2 separate regions of the Homo sapiens genome follow, and region 2 is linked to region 1. A link is a loop called in an ENCODE intact Hi-C map of the cell type or tissue named here. Cell type or tissue: B cell. All regions are shown on one strand. Links, peaks and the distances in the headings refer to the core of each region. The heading gives the core; the rest is flanking DNA. Region 1 overlaps CTNNBL1 (catenin beta like 1). Region 2 overlaps CTNNBL1 (catenin beta like 1).

Region 1 (2,913 bases), core at 259-2,758:
TTTGAGTGAATTGCTGTTTCTGGGTATGTTTTACATGCAACAGCCAGGCTAGCTGTTCCTCTCTCGTCTTCCCTATTCAGACAGGCAAAGGATGGTAATTAAAATCAGCCCAGGGACCAAGCAGGAAGGCTCATTCAGGGCCATGTAATTAACCTCTGGAAGGTAAGACTGCACAAACGACACTGCAGGGACACAGAGTAGGAGCAAGTGCCACAGTCTTTCCTCAGACGCCCCTCAAAACAAAACGACATCCCAACATCATCCTCTTCTTTCTGCACAGTGGTTCAAACGAAAAATAAATGCCCTGAATTCTACAAAAGTAGCAGTTTGCTCTCTAAAGGAGCCTGAAAGAAAAATGGCCATAGAAATTTTCATTATATTCGGTCATAAATGGCCCTGCTGGACACTAGCCTCACTCTCTGTAAGAGCCAGTTCTTCATAACCAGTGGGTTCACAACCCCTTCATTCACACCAAATGCCAACAGCAAGCACGGCACATGGGAAATTTCTAGTGTCGAGAACATTATGAGAAAGGGTGAGGAGGGGGTGGGCAGTGTAGCAGTGGGGTTTCGGGATCATCTGGGACCCCAGGCCCAGCCATTCTGATTCAGTGGGTCTTGGGTAGGACTAGAAAGTAGCCAAACAAGCAGCCCAGGTGCTTCTAATACTAGTGGCTGGAGTAATCTTTGATCAACTGCTAACTGAGTCAAAACCAATACTAACATTCTTACCAGAGAGAAAAGACAAGAGAAACAACAGAAGAAGAACAATCCACAGAGCCTTGAGGAGGGATACAGCTCTGCAGGTGGACAGAGCTCCACAGGTGGTATCAGGGTAGGGGCTGGACTAGATGCACTTCTGCCGCTGGCCAGCTGGGGTGCCTTTGCAGCTTTGTGGCCCTTTCTGATCACCAGTGAACTGGGGAATCTGGGGCAGTGGAAACAGAATTGTGTTGGGGATCAGAACATGCAGTCTCTTTTATCAGCTGTCACAGGACGGGCTGAGCGACCCAGCGGGAGGCTTCACTTCTGCAGCTGGGTTTCCTCACATGTAAGGCAGTTTGCCTAGCTGGCACCTGGTCACAGCTGCGCCTCACAGACCAACTCCTCTGGGTTAGCTGCTGTGTGGATCAATAGCTAAGGAACATTCTGAGGCCTTGCCTAGGCTCCTCAAAAGATGGCAGAAATCAACTGCCTTGTCGTCTACAGGCAGGGAATGCCATTCTGGCCTCAATGAGCTATAAAGTTTGTTCTTATTTTCGACATTCTCCAATTCCTCTCTGATGACCTATCTGTAAAATAAGTAATAATAATAATACCTGTTCTCACTGGCACTTGGGATTAGAAAGTCCAGATGAGAAAAACATTTGTGAAAGCTCTTTGTAAAAAGGTCAGTAGCAACAAAAGAGAGGAGGGAAGAAAGGGGCAGAAAACATAGAGTCTAGGAGACCACAGGTTCAAATCCTGGCTGTGTGACCATGGGCCATTTGTTTGGCCTAAGTCACAGCTTCATGGCTGTAAATGGAAATAATAGCAATAATGCCCATGTGAGAGGATGTGGTGAGAAGAATGAGAAATGGCCCTGCCCACAGCAGAGACTTAATAAGGGCGAGGCCTCTACCTGACACAGTCCCAAAGCATAAAGCACTGCCCCAGCCACATCTCTACTTTTTTACTCTCCTTATTCACTCCAGCCTCACCACACTCCAGCCTTGCCGTGGAGTTCCACCTGGTGGCCACTCTCCGAGACGATGGTGGTGGCAATGCCAACAACTTATACAAACCTGCAAAACCCCAGAGGATGTGCAACTTACCAGAGCATCGATGAGCACTTCTGCTCCCTCTTCACTCTCATGGAGGGTGTCTATATCTGTTAATTCCTGAAGCAAATCGACCACAGCTATGGACACATGTGAAAAATGTTAAGGGTATAACACACATACTGAAACGGTACCAGTATTTTTCTTAATCCTTGATTCCCTTCCGTTTCCTCATCAATTGCTTTATCACCATCTACCTTTAATAGACTCCAGTTTTATTAACATCTCTTCAACAAGGTTCTACCCACAGCAGGTGTTCATTAAATGTTAACTGACTCACTCAGTCTCTTGCCTTATGCTGCCTTCCTGGCTGCTTAGTCCACAGGTTCACTGAATTTTCACAGATTTCAAAATTTTAAATAGATCGCCTGGGAAGTCACTTCCAGTGAGAAATAGGCCAACACCCTCAACCTCATCTCATAATTTAAATTCTTGAAACTCAGTATAATCTTAACTACCTTGTACAGTTCACCTTTGAAGGCAGTAATAATTTCTGAGAAGAGGTGGCTGATGTTCACCAAGGAGTCTTCAGAGATCAGGACATGATATAATTGGTTGAAAACAAAGGGAAAAATTTATATGGAATTGGGCTAGTCCCCACCAACCTCTGTCCCTTCAAATGTCACACTGCTGTGAATATAAAAGGAAGAATACAGAATTTAAAATTGTGCAAAAATAGGAAAAGGAAAGGGAAGTACAGGGCCAGGCACAGTGGCTCATGCCTGTAATAACACCCAGCACTTTGGAAGGCCAAGGCAGGAGGACTGCTTGAGCTCAGGAGTTTGAAACCAGCCTGGGCAACATAGTGAGACCTTGACTCTACTAAACATTTAGAAAAAAAAAAAATCAGCCAGGCATGGTGGCACATGCCTGTAGTCCCAGAAACTTGGGAGGCTAAGGTGGGAGGCTTGCTTGAGTTCAGGAGATCGAGGCTGCAGTGAGCTATGATCGTGTCACTGCACTCCAGCCTGGGAAACAGAGTGAGACCCTGTCTCAAAGAAAAAAAAAAAAAAAAAAGAAAGGGAGAGAGAGAGAAAAGAAAAGAAAGGGAAGTATAAAGAAAAGAAAACATGAAGGAGAGAAAGAGTTATATT
Region 2 (2,913 bases), core at 267-2,766, 47 kb before region 1:
AATCTCCAAGCCAATGTGACAGAGTTAAAACTTAGGGCTAGCAACCCACTCATTTTAGCATCCAAACAAGCTGGATGAAAGACCCTTCACTCTAGGTGTATGACTGACTGACAACCATCAATCTGAACTGAAATCAACTGTATTGACTTCAACCTTGTAGGTTTCTGAGGAAAGCCCCAAACCCATGTTTGTCCTCAATGAGCCTTTCAGGGAAATGGTTGTTCATTCACACAGTCAAGAAACATTTACTGTGCATCTATCACATGCCAAGCACCACGGGACCAGGCAATGGGATCTAGAGGGGACAAGGCCATTGGTTCCATAATTTCAAGGGCTATGAAGGCAGAGTCCTGAGACCAAGAGTCCACTGAACAGAAGATTCTATCCTAGTCTACGGGTTCATGACATGCTTCCCTGAGAAAGAGACATCAAAACTAAGGACCAGGCCGGACACAGTGGTTCCTGTCTATAATCTCAGCATTTTGGGAGGCCAAGGTGGGCGGATCACTTGAGGTCAGGAGTTCGAGACCAGCCTGGCCAACATGGTGAAACCCCATCTCTACTAAAAATACAAAAAGTAGCTGGGTGTGGTGGTGGGCGCCTGTAGTCCCAGCTACTCATGAGGCTGAGGCAGGAGAATCGGTTGAACCTGGGAGGCAGAGGCTGCAGTGAGCCGAGATCGCATCACTGCACTCTAGCCTGGGCAACAGGCCAGGGAAAAAAAAAAAAAAGGAAAAAAAAAAACAAAAAACAAAACTAAGGACTAAGGACAACTAAAAGATAGCCAGGCAGACAGGGTGGAGAAAAATCACTGCACATGGAGGGAAGAGCATGCTGGAAGCCCGGGGGCAGGAATGAGCTGGGCATGCCCACCAGTATTCCTGATGGTCTGAGGCCACTGTGCTCTAGCTTAGCACACAAATCTGGCCCACTTACGTGAGAAGGGCTGGCACTCGGAGGCCAACAAAGAGCACAGTCTTACCCAGAGGACAGGACAAAGAAACCCTGCACAGTGCGCACTGCTCTGCTCTGCCTCCATTCTCACTCTGCCATTCATGGCCGAAGGCCGGTTTGTAGGAGTGGCAGCAGCTGGCAGGGGTGGCAGGAGTGGAGGGCTGTGCTTTCTCCTTGGAGTTCACTTCTGCTCTCTGGGTACTGGTCCGCTCAGGATGCAGAGCTCATCCTCCCCAGCCATTACAGCCTGAACATGCCTTCTAGGAGACGTCTTACCAAGCCATTGCCCTCACTAACATAATGTTATCACATGCCTAATGCGGTTACTCTAAAGCAAATGGACTGTTACCAGCACGCCACCGGGCACATTTTTCAGAAGAAAAGCAGCTGCTCACTGAATCTGTCACTTCCTCCTCTTCTCAGTGCCATGACCGCAGAGCAGGAGCCTGCTAAGGGCTGTTTTCCTTCACACTCTGTTCCAGCACACTCAAGATGCAGCCTCAGGTCTCTCAGTGGAACCCAGCAGGTCAGCCACAGCATCCACCCTGAGGAGCTTCCTGGCTCACAGGCAACCCTGACAACCAGGGCTTGTTCCTGAGAATCTGAAGGTGTGGCTATCAGAGCTTCTAGTTCACTAGTCCACTTCCCTCATCTTACAGACCAGAAAGGAAAATGCAGTGAAGGGAAGTTAAGCCAAGGTTCCAAAGTCGCACACCTAGTTAGCTGTAGAACCCACAGCTCGGCTGCCTTCCCAGTTCATCTCCTCTAAAAAAAAAAATAAGGATGCCACCAATACTTCATAGGTTGTGAGTTTTAAATATGATAGCGAATAGTGCAGCCGGGCCAGGAAAGTGGCAGGCTTTCACTAAATGTTGACTGTCTGAAAAGTTTATCTCCTAGACCTCCAGGACCCCCTCCATTCCCTCTCCCAGGGACTCATTTTGCTGAATTTTCAGTGGGGAAAATCTAGCACGGGGTTAACATATTTATAGCTAGTGTTTGGTCAAAATGAGTTAAACTGAAGTCTCTACTTGTTCTCAGGTCTCTAGGCCACAGTATTTGCAAGGCCAGTTCCTCTTTTGCTCCAGCCAGATTTCCTGTTGTCTCTGGAGAGTTGATTTGATAGAGAAGATATCACTGAAGATAACCACTGAAGGTAGGTCACACCACCTTCCCTTTAGCCACTCCAAGTTGGGAGAGACTAAGCCAAGTCAACTGGAAAAGAGAGAGGCGGGAGTTCTCAAACTTTCGTCTATGAGGATGAGGAATGCAAAAGATCCTGCAGATACCCATGCCAATTCCACCAAGCACTGACAAAAAAAAAAGCCTCCTAAACCATGGGACGAACATTGCTTCTGAGAAAACAGCCAAATGAGCCAGTCAGCTCAGCTTCTGCTCCTCTCTCAACACACTACCTCCCCACTCCTCTCCACCCGCTCCCCACACTTTAAAATAACCATCCAACCATGTAAATTCCCTGGTGCAAGTGTCTGCCAGCCTCCAGCAGAACTGTCAATGCTCATAAATCCCTGGCCTTCCAGATTGCACTGTGGCTATTTACTGGGGAGAGGGCTGCAGCAGGCCACTAGACAACAGCAGGAAGAGACTGGCCTAGCAGTAACTACTCTGGTTACAGCGTCACAATTCATGGCAGCATTTTGCTGGGAGCGTGCACCATCAGGGAGGAGAAACATAAAAGGGGAATCTGGGCTATAAATAGTTTATTTCGGCAATTCCTGATGTTGGCTGAATCATACTTTAGTACAGAAATACATGAAAGCACCACTCTGGAGGTGACATGTGTTGCCACCTCATTACTCTTTTCAAAAGGGTCTTCCATCAGAGAGACACCTCGCTACAAATTATAGTGAAGAAAACAAAACCCTCACACACAGACTTATTAACAGTCCAGAAGGAAATGGAATGACCAGGATTCAAACAAGCAGAGAACTGGTGCAA

What was found. Peaks named below come from ENCODE experiments on the same cell type or tissue, not always from the same donor. Only the 100,000 strongest peaks of a DNase experiment are listed, where the experiment ranks them.
Region 2: it touches region 1 in a loop (1.8-fold over the local background); 2 of 110 quality-filtered maps call a loop at or near these places.

The regions. Positions count from the first base shown.
Region 1 is chr20:37,756,557-37,759,469 of GRCh38, reverse strand. It overlaps CTNNBL1 (catenin beta like 1), which reads right to left. Exons shown (of 16, transcript NM_030877.5): 5 at 1,814-1,911. Among named protein-coding and RNA genes, the nearest start is that of CTNNBL1, 64 kb to the right of the region's middle. In B cell, for the core only: no CTCF peak of the experiment used is centred there; a DNase peak (open chromatin) is centred at 1,679.
Region 2 is chr20:37,803,228-37,806,140 of GRCh38, reverse strand. The region is part of intron 11 of CTNNBL1 (catenin beta like 1); the gene reads right to left. Among named protein-coding and RNA genes, the nearest start is that of VSTM2L, 98 kb to the left of the region's middle. In B cell, for the core only: no CTCF peak of the experiment used is centred there; DNase peaks (open chromatin) are centred at 1,320 and 2,030; H3K4me3 peaks cover 1,862 bases; H3K27ac peaks cover 2,500 bases.